Linked DNA regions of Homo sapiens: region 2 is linked to region 1. The links are chromatin loops, found by intact Hi-C in ENCODE. Cell type or tissue: PC-3. All regions are shown on one strand. Each heading gives the region's core, and the rest is flanking DNA. Links, peaks and the distances in the headings are about the cores only.

Region 1 (8,234 bases), core at 2,096-7,095:
TTAATTGCCAGAGCACTTCCCAGAGCCTTGTTCTGGCTCCAAACTTTTAGCTTCATTACCCGCAACAGTGAATTTGCCTCTATGCACCCAGTAGTATCCACTGCATATGAGTATGATTTCAGGAAGCTGTGAAAAGGCTGAGCCTACCAATTTGTTCATCCTTTTTTTTTAATGAGGTAATCAGAAATTGTAGCAGAGATCTGTTTTAATCTTTATATATTGAGGTAATATTTATAACTGATAATATACATACATGTAATGGCTTTGCTCAATAAACACTAAATAAGAGTGTGTTTGTTTGTTTGTTTGTTTGTTTGTTTGTTTTTGAGATGGAGTCTCACTCTGTCACCCAGGCTGGAGTGCAGTGGCACCATCTCAGCTCACTGCAACCTCTACCTCCCAGGTTCAAGTGATTCTCCTGTCTCAACCTCCCAAGTAGCTGGGATTACAGGCACCTGACACCATGCCCAGCCAGTTTTTGTATTTTTAGTAGAGACGGGGTTTTGCCATGTTGGTCAGGCTGGTCTCAATCTCCTGACCTCAGGCGACCTCCCAAAGTGTTGGAATTACAGGCATGAGCCACTGCACCCGGCCATAAGAGTGTTTAAAAAAATTTAATTAGGAGGTCATTGGGCTGAGGTGATTCTAGCACCTTGGGTTCCTGTGTAAGCAAACTCAAACCCAATTCAGTATAAACGGTAAAATAAAACTTTAACTAACCCAGAAATCACCAACTAACCTCTAGCTAGGACTTTCCAGGGGAATGAGTTGAGCGAGGCTACCTCTCCCCAAATGTTTCCTTTGCCTTGCTCCCTCATTCACCTTATAAAAGTACCTTTGCCTTTATTGGAGTCCCCAAACCACTTGCAGTCTGGAAGTACCCAGATCCATGGATCACTAAATGCTCAAATAAAGTCTTTAATAGAGTTTTTAATGCTTTAATGTGCCTCAGTTTACCTTTCCACAAGTGCAAAATAAAATATTGGCCTACGTCAATGAGTTCATGGCTGTGCCACCTGTGCAGTCATATGGGGCCACTGTGCTCAGAAGGGCCCTGCATTTGATTTAAGATTCTTTTGTTGCCATCTTGAAATTCCTTAAAATTTTTGAACAAAGGGGCTTGCATTTTCATGGTGCATTGAGCACACCACTGCAAATTTTGTAGTTGGTTCTGATTGTGAATTCTACTGTGGTATTTGTGGAAAGAGCTTTTTGGTGTTTATCAACATTACTCTGTCAGAAAAATAAGAGTAAATGTTTATCAGATAAAGTCTTGTCATATTTCTTGATCATTAACTATTTAAGCTTGCTATGCAAATCGTATCTATACTGTCATTTGTGCTAAAACAGCAAACCACCAACAAATGCCTACATGCATAAGATGGCACTGCACTCAGCAACCTGTCTGAGAGATGGAACAAATTGAAGATTCCCAATGCTCAGGTGATTCCCTGCTGTTCCAGAAGCTCTTGATTACACATATGCTGAACTTGGTTTACAACAGATAGAGCTTATGTAAGGAGGAATTGAAGGCATTTTACACTTCTGTATATTTTTGTCTGAGGTAAATTTACATATTTTATACCAGTAACTCTTGGAGAAAAGGTGTCTGTGATATTAGAAGTCAAAACACTAAATGTTTTTACATTCAGCACCTCTAACCCTGATGTTTTTCAACTTATTCAAAGCCAACTTCATCCTCTTCTTCAATATTCTTTTCCTCTAATAGAAATATCATGTACACATATCAAGTCTGTTTTCCAAAAGAAAACATCTATTCTTTTGTTTTCGATAAGAAATTACTGCACCTCCAATTGAAATGTCAAATAGTCCTAAAGAATTAAGCAAAATGATTTTTCTTCTAATTTGCATGTTACAACATGAATTTTAGGTTAACTTGTAATCTCAAATGTATATTCTAACTTTCCATTAACTTCAGTTGGAAATGTATGCAAAATTTATTTGAAGAGAAAATGGCACCAGAGGTTGATAAACATTTCAAGGATAAAGGTACAATTAAAATGTTCAGTGAGATCCATATCTGCATTATTAAAATGATGTTACATGCACATCAAGGTTACACAGTGATTTTTCTTAGTATCTGAGGACAAACTTCATAGTGTAATAAGTGGAGGTTGTTCTACTGCCTATTTTCTGCAGAGTAAGTGTCTCCTGGGTTTACAAAGCATGAGTCAAATATTGATGCTATTGCTTGTATATCTCACCAGATGGCGCTAGGAGCATCTATAATAGCTGAACATCACACACTAGCGTACTGAAACGTCAGAATTTCCTTAAATTGAAGAATATTTCATTTCTGAAAGAAAAAAATATTTAAAATTACTTGTGAACAATTTTGTCTACCTATTTATACATAGACAAATTCACATCTCTCAAAGTTTTTTTAAAAATCACATAATTCCATTGGAAATAGTGTACTTTTTACCTTATTTAATCATTGCCATTTTTTCAGAACTGGTTTTCCTTCTTTGCTTAGGAACATCTCTGATGATTATTCTGCTCCTGTAGCATTCTGCCAAGCTGCAATGGCTGCATCTGTAGTACCATAAAAGCTTTTTCCCCAAAACATGTGTAAACATCTGCAGGAAAATTAGAAATTGTGGCTGATGGAAGGTAAAATGCCTTATCTAATGTCAGATAAACAAACATGCCTTATCTAATTACCACATTGAATCCAAGTTTTCAGCCTACATAATCAGGGGTCATTAAATTATAGTTTTTCTGACTCTAAGACTCATTATATGAAGCAACCGTTGAAGTGGGTTGGATAATTGTGGCTTCAAATAAATAAAGTGGAATCCTTTATTTTGCTGATGTTGGGAAACAGCTTCTAATTTCCAAACTCCTGGCCCTCTGTTAAATAGCTGAAATTTTTTAGTATACAATTTCCACTAGTGTATAGGAGAAATTTTTTTCCCTACCCACTTATTATTTCACGAAGATGTCAAGGTTATGGATAAAGTGAATATGCAACTAGACGTCCACAAGGCTGGAGTGGACTCTCCCTTAGTATGGGTAGAAGGGTAGAACTGAAACTCACAGACAGCCCGGAGGAGGACAGAGACAGACCTACACAGGTGAGTCCAGAGAGGTGTTCAAGAAGGCAATAAGAAGTTTAACAATTGCTTGAAGTTTGCAATTAGACCAGATGCACTCTCTCTCATAGGTGGCTCCAGGAACTTTTTTCACAATACCTTGAAGACAAATCTTTTGGGACACACATATGTCCTTATTTATTAGCACTCATTGATGTTTTGCACAGAACTGCCTTGTAAGAAGATCCTTCCTGATTAAATGTACCAAATAATTAAAATTTTATTTTGGTTTTCAACTTTGTTTTGATTCAACTCTTCATTTATCTCTCTATTTTGCTTAATCTGAATGCTGGTTTATGCAAAAATTTTCCAAACAGCATTGAGTTTGATTTCTGGGAAAAAAAATCTGAAATTTTGGAACGATAAGACATAATTTGTAACATTCAATAGGTTTTATACGAGTACAAGGCATAGATGTGTGTTTGTCTTAATGAGTTCTAAAATTCACAGAATATTAAAAATTCACAGAATGTTTACTAATTTCTGAAGAATTATCATCACTGAAGGCATGTAAGATGTTAGGAAAGCATAAAACTCTATCAGTTACTAGGTGTGTGATGCTGAGTGAGATATTAACACCACCAAGCCTCAGTTCCTTATCTCTAAAATGGAGATAATGCCTACCTCACCAGGTTGCTGAAAGGATCAAATAAATGTAAATGTCTAGCCCAAGTCTGTCACTTATTGGAAGATCAGCCAATATGATTTCCTTCCTTTCCTAAACTCTCCTGCTCAGTCAGAGTAACTGGGGTTTTCTTAAAAATGGAGAGGCATGCAGTAAGTAAGACATGTTTAAAAATAATAAAACAGCATTTATTTTGTAAATAGGCAAACTTGCTGTAACTGAGCAGTAAAAATTGCTTTTAAAAATGTGTAATTGCCTATCTCTGAAGTAGAAATTATCCACAGAATATATTATTATCTGTCAAAGTCTTGTTTGATGGTTCTTTATTGCTTTGTTTCTTTTACTTGTCTGGAAAGTAGAAAGAAAAGGGAATGCAACTCTCACTAGCACCCAATCACTGATGCCGCCCAGGGAATTATTCTCAGTACTGTTGAAGACAAAATGCATGAGACAATTGAGAAGGTGATATTATTCCAGCTAGTGCCATAGGGAGAGTCCCACAGATCAGAAAATTACAGTGTCTCTGCAGAGTGGATTTGCCTTAAGGCATTTACAGGAAAGAGTAGACAAATTGCAGGTGTGGGGATTCCCAGCTGTATTGTTTTGCAATCAGAAGAGGTCTCTGTTATTTAAGTGGGCAGAAAATGTTTATTTCTGTGTCTTGCTAGTTCAAAAACAAACAGTTGTAACCTTAGCTAATCATTCATGAGATAAAGAATAGACGTTTGTAATTTGTAATCCCAGCACTTTGGGAGGCTGAGGTGGGCAGGTCACTTGAGTCCAGAAGTTCAAGACCAGCCTGGCCAACATGGTGAAACCCCATCTCTACTAAAACTACAAAAATTAGCTGGGTGTGGTGGGGTGCACCTGTAATCTCAGCTACTAGGGAGGCTGAGGCAGGAGAATTGCTTGGACCTGGGAGGCAGAGGTTGCAGTGAGCTGAGATTATGCCACTGCACTCCAGCCTGAATGACAGAGTGAGACTCCATCTCCAAAAAAAAAAAAAAAAAAGGAATAATGGGACATTGGGTAGAGGCAAAGGGAAGGGGGAATTTATACCTGGCTTTGTCAGCAGGTTCAAACAAAGGTGAAAAGTGTGTGTTTGGCCTTGTCACAGGTAAACAAGAAAGCCATTTACAAGCCTGATGGGGGTCACAAGAAAGAATGGACAGTGAGTGCTATGTGAGTCACATGGAGAAGGGTGATTCATTTCCTTAAGCTGTTTTTCAGAACACAAAACGGTGAGGCATTTCTGAAAACAAAAAGTTGGTGAGATTTCTTAACCACAACTATTTTCTGAAAGCATGAGGCTCTGGAAAAGTTCAACATTGTTAGTCCTCTTTCCCTTTTGATCAAGACAGATAAATTTCATTCACTGTTGCACAAGTCAAAGGTGGCCATAAATCTCCTGAGTGAGGTGAACCAGGGTAAAAGAACTATGCTTGCGAGGACTCTTAATGACATGATGTCTTCAAAATTAATTAAATCACCCATCAAAAAATAAAATTACAATGTATTTAGTTTAAATTTATAATTGACTTTTATTTTCAATTCTAGAATCAGGGAACACCTCATTCTATAAAATAGAGTGAGTGTTCAAATGAACTGAATGGAGGAGGTTAGATTTATAGAATGAAAAGAGCCAAAGGAAACAAAAAGAGAGAATAAAAAACAGACTCATCCTTTCAACGTTACTTTCCTTATAGGGTTCAAACAGAGGAGGCATCCTTATTATGCTGACTCAGGTACTAGAATCTGCTGGGGGTTTTTTTTGGAAAACTGACCTGTTGGAAAGTTCAGTTTGATTATGTGGCACTTAGCCCAAGTAACTCCATTATAATTTGGTCTTGTCTGCTAGGGCCTAACACAGGAAACTAGTCCAAAATAATGGCCTCCCATAAACACATCTATTGAAAGGTAGAGGCAAAGCTCAGTTGTTTTAGAGTCCTAGAGATCAGGCATCTATATGAAAAATAAAAAAAATATATATATATAAAGCTGGATTAAAGTAAAGACCCAAGAGTTCAACCCTGAGAAAGTTTGGTCCAGTGGATTCCAGAGTCAGTGGATGAAAACCTTTTGATTATGTAGCACTGCTTATGGAGTTTCTTGAAGTTAAGAAGTTAATGTTCTTGGTGATGTTGTCCAGTCTTGGTTACTTCTCATGTAAGGTTATGCATGACCTGAGCATTTCAGTGAGCTTTCTTAGTGGCCTAGACAGTAACTTGCTCAGGGAGAAATTCAGTCCATTATGGTCTTCTGTGGTGATAAGTCCCTCAGGGTATATATCAAGTCATCAGGTTTTAGCCCCCAGTCCTTCTTCAGATCTGGAGGTGAAAGAACAGCTACAAGGCAACTTTGAGTCTCGATAAGGATCTCTAGATAGTCAGACTTTTGTTCTCAGTGAGACCAAGTTAAGAGGGAGGGAGAAAAGTTGGAAATGTTAGTTTGAAAGGTTATAGCCAGATATTGAAAAAAAAAATGAGAAGAATTGAAAACATGGTAAAAATTGACAATTTGTTCAAGGTAACAAAATCCAGTCTAATCACAAGTAGGTTACAAAACCAGTTATTGCACAGTGGGGAAGGAAGCCAATTAAATCTCAACCAAACAGAGTTAGCACATCCATCAGTTACCTACAATTTATAAAGAGGCACAAATAGTTCAAAGACGATTGAATTATTGTTTCAAATCTGATAACTCAAAAAGATCTGCTATAGTTTTCCACTGAAACAAAGTTTTCCTGAACAAAGATAGTCTTTAAAAAAAACAGGGCCAGGTGCAGTGGCTCACACCTGTAATCCCAGCACTTTGGGAGGCCAAGGCGGGAGGATCACGAGGTCAGGGGATCAAGACCATCCTGGCTAACATGGTGAAACCCCGTCTCTACTAAAAAAATACAAAAAAATTAGTCAGGCGTGGTGGCGGGCGCCTGTAGTCCCAGCTACTCAGGAGGCTGAGGCAGAAGAATGTCATGAACCCAGGAGGCTGAGCTTTCAGTGAGCCGAGATCGTGCCACTGCACTCCAGCCTGAGTGACAGTGAGACTCCATCTCAAAGAAAAAAAAAAAAAAAAGAGGAAAAGGAAAGAAGAGAAAAAAAGTGATTATTCTTGATCATAAAATAATGTGGTTTCATTCTTACTGGATTTAGCCTGATTATGTACAGAGGTACAGTAAGAATGGTAATTTACCATATATATCTTTTTAAGTTTGCTTTCCTGGAAGTTATCATTAGGAACTCTTGATTCAATTTCAACTTTTATTTATGTAGTTATTTAGGTTTTGTTTGTTTGTTTGTTTTTTGGGACAGAGTCTTGCTCTGTTGCCCAGGCCGGTGTGCAGTCACATGATCTCAGCTCACTGCAACCTCTGCCTCCTGGGTTCAAGCAATTCTCATGCCTCAACCTCCAGAGTAGCAGGAACTACAGGCACGTGCCACCACACCTAGCTAATTTCTGTATTTTCAGGAGAAACAGGGTTTCACCATGTTGGTCTAGCTGGTGTCGAACTCCTGACCTCAAGTGATCCGGCCACCTCAACCTCCCAAAGTGCTAGGATTACAGGCGTGAGCCACTATGCCCGGGCAATTTTAACTTTTAAATGCCCCTTGAGGCTAGTATGCCAAGCCAATAATTCATCATCAGATTTCACCTATATATTTAGATTAATTCCTTTCTTCTTGAGGTCCCTCAAATATTCTGAAATTCTTAGGATTACCAGGAAGTAGCCTTCCTTCCTCAGCTCTAAGGCTAAGAAGGAACAGTGTAGGCCCTGTAAGCCCTTTAAACCCTGTAAGACAGGTAATGGGCAAGTTTTCCTAAGAGGGCTTCAAAAGCATCGGCTCCATCAAGTCAATCCAAGTTTCTTTAGTGCCTGGTCATATCTGATTAAATACGCATCATTATCAAATATGAAATGGCAGGCATGGTCTTGGTTGGTGAATAATAAGGACTATCCTTATTAATAACAGGACATAATTGGAAACATTGTTGTTTCCTTGTTAATGACAAGGGATACAATATAATCTCTTCTTAGTGAACCTATGCATATAACTCTGTTGCTGTGAAAATAAGAATATTTAATAAGAGTTTCTGATTTCTAGAGGGAACAAGCAGGGAAAAAAGATAAGAGTTTTATTTCTGTTTATAAAACAGAGTCTACTAAATTGTTATAAGTTATAGACAGCTTAACAGAAAAGAGAGAAAGGGTTCTTTACATCCAGAACACAGAATATTAAAACATCAACAATATTCCAAACAAAACCAACAAGTGTTACCCATTAGTTGATTTAGCCCTATGCAATGAATTCTTGTTCCACACAATCCTGGGGTAGCCATATCATGGACTCATTTGTGGACTGAAGTCCAGATATACTGACTCAGTCCACCGGGATGGCCTCAAAGTTGTTCATGCAATACCATCAGAAGCTGTACACCAAGGTACAGTGCCTGGTATAGTCCTTTCCCAAGGCTCTAAGACAGTCTTTCTTTGT
Region 2 (8,234 bases), core at 1,023-6,022, 94 kb after region 1:
AAAAGTACAGAATATTATAATACTGTAACTGTGGTGTGTAAACTCATATCTTGAGTAGGAAGACTAAAAATGAACCAATAAAAAATAATAGCTACAACAACTTCTAAAGATGTAGACAGTATAATAAGATATAAATAGAAATAATAAAAAGTTTAAAAGTTGGTTGGGGGAACGAAGTTCAACTGTAGAGTTTATATTAGTTTTCTCTTTGCCTGTGTGTTAGTTGTTCAGTTGTTTTGGGTTTTGTTTGTAATCAGTGTTAAGTTGTCATCAGTTTTAAATAATGGGTTACAACATGTTATTTGCAAGCCTCGTGGTAACCTGAAATCAAAAAACTTACAACAGACTCAAAAAAAGGCAAGAAATTAAAACATACCACTGGAGAAAATCACCTTCACAAAAAGGAAAACAGGAAGGAAAGAAAGAAGAGAAGTCAGAAAACCAATTTTAAAATGGCAAGAGTAAATTCTCATCACCAATAACATTGAATGTAAATGGACTAAACTTTCCAATCAAAAGACATAAAGTGGATAAAAAAATCAAGCTGAATGGATAAAATAGCAAGTCCCAACTATCTTCTCCCTATAAGAAACATGCTTCACATATAAAGACACACATAGGCTGAAAATAAAGTGATGAAAAAAGATAGTCCATGCAAATTGAAACTGAAAAAAAACATAGAAACAAAGAAGGTTATTTCATATTGATAAAGGGGTAGATTTAACAAGGGAATACAACAATTGTAAATATATATGCATCCAACACTGGAGCATTCACATATATAAAGCAAATATTCCTAGAGCTAAAGAGAGAAATAGACCCAATGACATTCTTCACAGAGATTGAAAAAATAATCCTGTAATTTATATGGAACCATGAATGACCCAGAATAGCCAAAGCCATCCTGAGCAAAAAGAACAAAACTGGAAAAATTATTTTACCTGACTTCGACTGATACCAATGAGTGATAGTAACCAAAACAGCATTGTGCTGGCATAAAAATAGACGCAGAAACCAATGGAACAGAATAGACCACCCAGAAATAAGACCATATATCTACAGTTAGCTCATTTTTGACAAAGGTGCCTTCAATAAATGGTCCTGGGAAAACTGGATATCTGTATGCAGAAGAATGAAACTAGACCTCTATCTCGCACCATATACAAAAAATCAAATCTAAAATGGATTAAACACTTAAATTTAAGAACTCAAAACTATGAAAACTACTAAAAGAAAATATTGAAGAAACTCTCCAGGACATTGGTCTGGGCAATGATTTCTTGGTCACTACTCTACAAGCACAGACAAATAAAGCAAAAATGGACAGATGTAATTATAACAAGTTTAAAAGCCTCTGCACAGCAAAGGAAACAATCAACAAAGTGAAGAGATGACCTACAGCATGGGAGAAAATATTTTCAAACTCTTCATCTGACAAGGGATTAATAAACAGAATGTATAAGTAACTCAGACACCCAATAGGAAAACATCTAACAATTTGATCAAAAATCAAACAATCTGATTTTTTAAATTAGCAAAAGTTCTGGAAAGACTTTCCTCAAAGAAGACATACAAAAGGCAATCAGGTGTAAGAAAAGATGCTCAACATCATTGATCATCAGAGAGATGCAATTCAAAACTACAACGAGATAATCATCTCATCCCACTTAAAATGGCTTTTATACAAAAGACAGGCAATAACAAATGTTGGCAAGGTTGTGGAGAAAAGGGAACTCTCATACACTGTTGGTGGGGATGGACATTAGTACAATCACTATAAAGAACAGTATGGAGGTTCTTCAAAAAATCTAAAAACAGAACTTCCATATGACCCAACAATCCCACTGCTAGGTATATACTCAAAAGAAAGGAAATCAGTGTATAAAAGAGATATCTGCACTTCCATGTTTATTGCGGTACTATTCACAATAGCCAAGATTTGTAAGTAACCTAAGTGTCCATCGACAGACAAATAAAGATATGGTACATATACATAATGGAGTACTATTCAGCCACAAAAAAGAATGAGATCCTTTAATTTGCACTAACATGGACGAAACAGGAATATTATGTTGAGTGAAATAAGCCGGACACAGAATGACAAACTTATGTTCTCACTCATTTTGGGGAGCTAAAATTTAAAACATTTGAACTCATGGAGATAGTAGCATGGTGGTTACCAGAGGCTAGGAAGGGTAACAGCAGGTGAGGGAGTGAAGATGATTTGTGGGTACAAAAATATAGTTAGATAGAATGAATAAGATCTAGTATGTGATAACATTACAGGGTGACTACAGTCAACAATAATTTCCTGTGCATTTTAAAATAACTGTAAGAGTATAATTGGAATGTTTGTAATGCAAAAATATGATAAATTCTTAAGAGATGATGGATGCTCCATTTACCCTGATGTGATTATTAAGGACTGTATGCCTGAATCAAAATACCTCATGTACCCCATAAATATATACACATACTATGTACCTATAAAAGTTTAAAATAAATGAAATATAATAGCATCATGGAGAGACAGTAAATATGATAAAATGTCAATGATTGAAGACATGTGAGCTTTTAATACTATTGCAACTCTTCCATAAGTTTGAAATTATTTCCAAATAAAAATATATACCTAAAGACTTTATGTATATTTCATCAATTTTCATAATATGCTTTCATGCAAATAAATCATATACAGATATGCATAGGAAAGAATAAGAGGTGGGAAGGTAGGGTTATTGAGTATAGAGAACTCCTTTTTGGAATTTTGCTGTAAAATAAAGGGGAGAAATGAAACAGTGGCTGAGATGTTGGAATTAAGAAGGTTTGCTGTAATTGCTGTTATTTGAATGAGTGACATTAAAGCAAGTATATAATAGAAAATGAGGAAAATTCAACCGAGGAAGGACAATGGATGAGTCACGAGAAAGAGATAATATTTTCAGAAGCAAAACCCTTCCACAGCCAAGTAGTAATGAGTTCTGGTGCCTACATAGGGCTTGGCCTTATATTACAGCATGGACAGTTCATCTACTGTAAAGGAAGGGACAGCCCGGGTGTGAATGCAGTTAGTTTAGTCTATGCTATTTGATGTTAGAGGGACAAGAAGTACTTTTCTAAGAGCTCCTATTTTCTCAGTACAGTTAGAAGCAAGGTCTCTAGCTACAACTGAAAAGAGGGAGGAATGATGAAAATTTAAGATTACTACAAAGACAAAAGCAGAAGTGCAAGAAAGCAGAGCTCAGAGGAAGAAAGCAACAATAAAGTCAGCAGACAAGTATTTATAAATGAACCATGAAGCTACCTTACTTTTAAGAGGAAATAAAACTATTTAGTCATACAGCACTTAACGATGGGAATACATTCCGAGAAATGTGTTGTTAGGTGACTTTTGTGGTTGTACAAACATCATAGAGTGTACTTACACAAACCTAGATGGTATAGCCTACTACACATCTACCCTATATGGTACAGGCTATTGCTCCCAGGCTACAAACCTGTATAGCATGTTGCTGTACTCAATATGGTAGGCAGTTGTAATACAATGCTGTTTGCATATCCAAACAGATCTAAACATTAGAAAAGGTAAGTAAAAATATGGTTCTATAATCCTATGGAACCACCATTGTATATGTAGTCTGTCACTGATGAAAATGTCATTATAAAGCACATAACTATGTTTATTTTTTATTTTCAGAGGCCCATAAGTGGGTAAATGTTCCTAAGGACAAAGATATCTATAAATCTGCAGAGTGTACATCTGTAAGAATAGAAGACTGATTCCTCGCTCACATCCTCACTGATCTAATAACTACTCTGGCTTCCAAGATGCTTCAAAAACTAAACTCAGCAAAAAGTGCAGACCAAATATGTGGCAGAAGTTGAACTGAGCTCGTTAAGTTTCATATTATGTATATCCTTTAATATAGCCTTTTAATGCCAATAAGTGTGTCATGCATAGATGAAATGCTAAACTGTCTTATGGCTTAGCAGTATTGGCCTTGGTCTTAGATGGGTATTTAAAACTCAGCCTCTCTTAAGACTTTTCTTCTCTGCCAAAACCTGCTTAGTCACCATCTAGGGTAACCCAAGGTTTTCTTGCTGTCCCCATACAAATTCACTTGAGAAGGTATTCACTGTCCTAGGCAAAGAGCTAAGTAACAATTAATCTATTTCTGAGGAAAAGAACACATAAGTTAGTCATATAGTGCCAGCATGTCTGAGGAAAATGCTTTTAATCAAATAATACTGAAATGTATAATAAGAAATATGATGAGAAGAGACTGGGATTCCACTAAGATGCTTCCCACCCATCAAATTATTACTAAAATATGATGATCTACCAAAGTGCTTTATGCTTCAATCACAGAAACCAATTCAAGCTTAGACCCAGACTTAAGGATGGTCCAAAGATTATGCCACTAGCCATATGTAAAGTTAAATAAAAGTACAAATCCTGTTTCTCAGTTGCATGAGCTGTTTCCAATACTCAGTAGTCACATGTGGCTGATAGCTACCATATTAGTGCAGATATAGAACATTCTGTCATCACAGAAAGTTCTACTGGGCAGCACTGGTCCAAACCATGGAAAGCCCCTGTGGTTTACTCCATTTTTTAAATTGTTACTGGTCCCAGGGAAGCATAAAGAAATATGAACTTGTGCTGTAACCTCAGAACTACCTTGGACTTCCAGCTGACCCCAAACTGGATCTGACTCAGGATAGACCCACATCAACCATCAGAGTTTAGGAGGAGGAGGAAGCAATACTTACCTCAAATGACAAAGTGATGCCTGGGAAAGTCCTTTTAAAACTATGAAGTCCTGTGCAAAAATATTCTTTCCATTTTCCTAAGCAATTGCCTTCACTTTGTTGTGGGGCTCTCCCTAGATTATTATATTCATTGCTGGACTCTAGAGCTTGAGATAAATGCAGAAAATTTGGAGGCAGTTCAGAGGAGACACTCAAAGATGATGAAAGGTTTGAGAAATAAAATTTTGTGGCTAAAAAAACAGAAGTCATCCATCCCGGAAGAAAATTGTAAGATTATCTTCAAGCATAAGCATACATATTATATAGAGGATTATGTCCAGCTACTTTGAAAAGCTGCAGACAAAAGAATTAAATTAAATTAAATTAACAGCATAAAAGTAAATTTCCTGATAATGATGGCTGCGCTGAAACAGGCTATCAAAGAAGTTTAAGAAATCTTCTCTGGATGTATTTGAAAGCAGAAAAGTTTCCACGTAAACATTTTCCAGTAACGACTCCTTCTGAGGAAAGCAGTCAGATATAATTCATTATGTACACATTCTCATGTTTTGTAACATGTGCATATCTGGTCCCAGCTGGTAGGCCTAGGGATTGCTTCTGGCTCCTATCATGCCACCTACAGTCAGGCATGTGGCTACTATGAGAGCCCTATTCAACAAAGCTACTGCATTCTCAGAGTAATTATATTAGAAGATAAGGTCATTCTTTCCCCAGAACCCACTTCTCCTTTCCTTATAACATATCTGATTATTTTTCTTGTGGTACCATCCTTCTCCTATCCTATACAGTCCTGGTCTGGTTAATCAGAGCATCCATTCTCCCTGGCCACAGTGATTGGTTCAGAAGTAACAAGTAACCCAAATCAATCCAATACGGCTTGACTCCAGGACTTTTTTGTTGTTGTTGTTCAAACTGTTGGGAGCAGATAATCACTCTCTGTGGCATATTTGGAAATATGAGATTTAAGCCTGGTTCTAGTGGTCTGGGTTGGGTTGCCATTACATGCAGAGTACAACAACAAAGTGATCCTGTAGGAACTTTATTAAATTTATCCAGAGCAAAAGCATTGGCTCTCCTGCCAGGAAGCAAGTAGCTAGAGATGGTGAGCAACCTGCTAAGCCACAGAGCTAGAGAAGAGGAGAGAAGGAAAGAAGGAAAAGAAGGCCACTCTTTGGTACACAGGTTTTCTCAATTCATCACCTTCTTTACAGCACCACACTGTCTCTCCTTCAATGGTCCTTGGCCCTACCACAGTTCTTTGGGACAAATAAGCAATCTTCTCCTCCTAAACAGCTTCCTCTGTCCCTAATTCAGTTATCACTGCTCCATGTTTTCCCTCTGCTAAACATTTACTCAAACTTCTCAACCACTGATGTCCTCTTTCCTGTTTGTCCTTCGAGGATTTTTTGGTTTGTTTTTGTGTTGTTGTTGTTTTGAGACGAGTCTCGCTCTGTCTCCCAGGCTGGAGTGCTGTGGCGCAATCTTGGCTCACCGTAATCTCTGCCTCCCAAATTCAAGCCATTCTCCTGCCTCTGCCTCCCTAGTAGTGGGATTACATGCGTGCACCACCACGGCCAGCTAATTTTTGTATTTTTAGCAGAGGCGGGGTTTCGCCATGTTGGCCAGGCTAATCTCGAACTCCTGGCCTTAAGAGATCCACCAGCCTCGCCCTCCCAAAGTGCTGGGATTACAGGTGTGAGCCACTGTGCCGGCCCTTCGAGTATTTTTGTTGTTGTTGTTTACCATCATTTTAGAGTGGTTTCAGGAAGGCAATAAATGTTCATGGTCAATCCATCATGTTTAAATGACTTTTATGTTAAGAACAAGCCAATATATCAAGAAGAATTAAAATAGAATGAAGGAGAAAGAAAGAATCAAAGCAGGACATAATGTCTGCTAGCTGTTGTCATGAACATAATTGCAGGAACTAGGATGCACTTACTCAAGCAGCTCGGGAAACCCATTATGCACTCGGAAATCCTTAGAGTAACAATGCTTTAGTGAGTCTGGAGACCAAATCCTGCTGGGTCCAGTCAGACACCCAGTCTGTAGATGTTTGAAACCGAAATTTTCCCCTGGTCCAGTGAGGGTGAGAAGTGCTTTAATTTGGTTGTTTTGTCTTTCTTTTTTTCTACTTTTGGATTGATTTCAGGTCTCTTCTCTTAGGCGTTTTGTTTGTTTAACAAATATTTACTAAGCAACCAATAGGCACACACAGTATTATATTATTTCCTAAAATACAATAAGGAAGACTCAAATCTTGCTTCAAAAAAAAAATCAATTTTTTGGAGAAAGTAACCTTTCTACTAAGTTATTTTGAAAGAGGAGGGCAGAGCAGGGAAGGAGATGGAGATGGGGTGGGTGGGGCAGTGGTTACAGGAACAAGAGGAAATGTTTGGGAGGAGTCAACCCTCTGGTGCCAAATTGGAACACTGATGTTTCCAGATGTCTCTTTAAAATCCCGTCTCACTAGCAGGATTAATATTGAAGAGACTTACCCAGATTTGAGGGTGGAAGAATTGGCCTGGTGAAGGTATTATTACTAAAATACACAATTTCACTCTATTCTTGAGCTATAATCTACAATATTTTGTGACCCTTCACTTCCTCATTTAAAATCTCAAAGGTTGTTTTCAGTTCTAAAATTTTAGTATTTGAACCCAAATTCTGGCTTCTGGGCAATCTTCCCATGGTCTTTCTATTTATATCACATCCTGTCCCCAAGCCATTGAATTTTTTTACTCTAACTGATTTGGAATTCTACATTACTTATTTCAGTCCCCACCCTAAACATATTTTTTCTTCCCAATTTATTCTTAAGGTTGAAATAAAGTTCGAATGAAACCTAGCAACACATAAACCTAGAGAAAAGAAGTAAATAATTTATTTTCTGGTATAGAGGAAACTATTTGTAGCTAGAAATAAACCAAATGTTCTCAAATCTGAGTGGAATTATATTAATTATATTTTTTTTCAAGAATATTCTGAAATGGGATTTTTCTGACCTAAATGAATCATCCAACTGTTATGATAATAGCCCTCCAAAGCTAAGGAAGCCCAGATTTTTGATACTATAATGTACTGCAGAGTCATCTATCATATAATTTGAACAACAATCTCTAATTGTGTTTTCCTTCATAACCAAAAAGAACATCTTAAAATTGGATGAGTTTGTGAAATGGTCAGGAATTCTTCATTTTTGTTCTTTGAGTATTAGAATCATCCAAGATTATACCCAAAGACACTTTAATTATAATGATAACATTCACTGAAAAAAAAAAGAGTGCTATGTAAGCAGGGCGTCCCATGTTTTTTTGCATTATGACACACATGAAAGCTGATTATATTTGCACAGCATGCTGGGATCAACTTAGAGTTGCCTCAGCGAGAAGCAACAAACCTAATGGTGGTAGGCGCCTGCTAGCTGTGAAACTAGTATTTCAGGATTCTGGTTACACATC

What was found. Hi-C counts contacts between places; a loop is a spot of excess contacts. Peaks named below come from ENCODE experiments on the same cell type or tissue, not always from the same donor. Only the 100,000 strongest peaks of a DNase experiment are listed, where the experiment ranks them.
Region 2: a loop joins it to region 1, with 8 times the contacts of the local background. A loop is called at or near these places in 7 of 110 quality-filtered maps.

Annotation. Positions count from the first base shown.
Region 1 is chr7:121,541,689-121,549,922 of GRCh38, reverse strand. No RefSeq gene overlaps it. Among named protein-coding and RNA genes, the nearest start is that of FAM3C, 150 kb to the right of the region's middle. RefSeq lists an enhancer at 4,421-5,620. In PC-3, for the core only: a CTCF peak has its summit at 2,228 (motif pointing right); DNase peaks (open chromatin) are centred at 2,232 and 4,952; H3K27ac peaks cover 2,845 bases.
Region 2 is chr7:121,446,657-121,454,890 of GRCh38, reverse strand. LOC124901737 (a long non-coding RNA gene) reads left to right here. Exons shown (of 2, transcript XR_007060496.1): 2 at 3,698-3,943. Among named protein-coding and RNA genes, the nearest start is that of FAM3C, 54 kb to the right of the region's middle. In PC-3, for the core only: no CTCF peak of the experiment used is centred there; no DNase peak of the experiment used is centred there.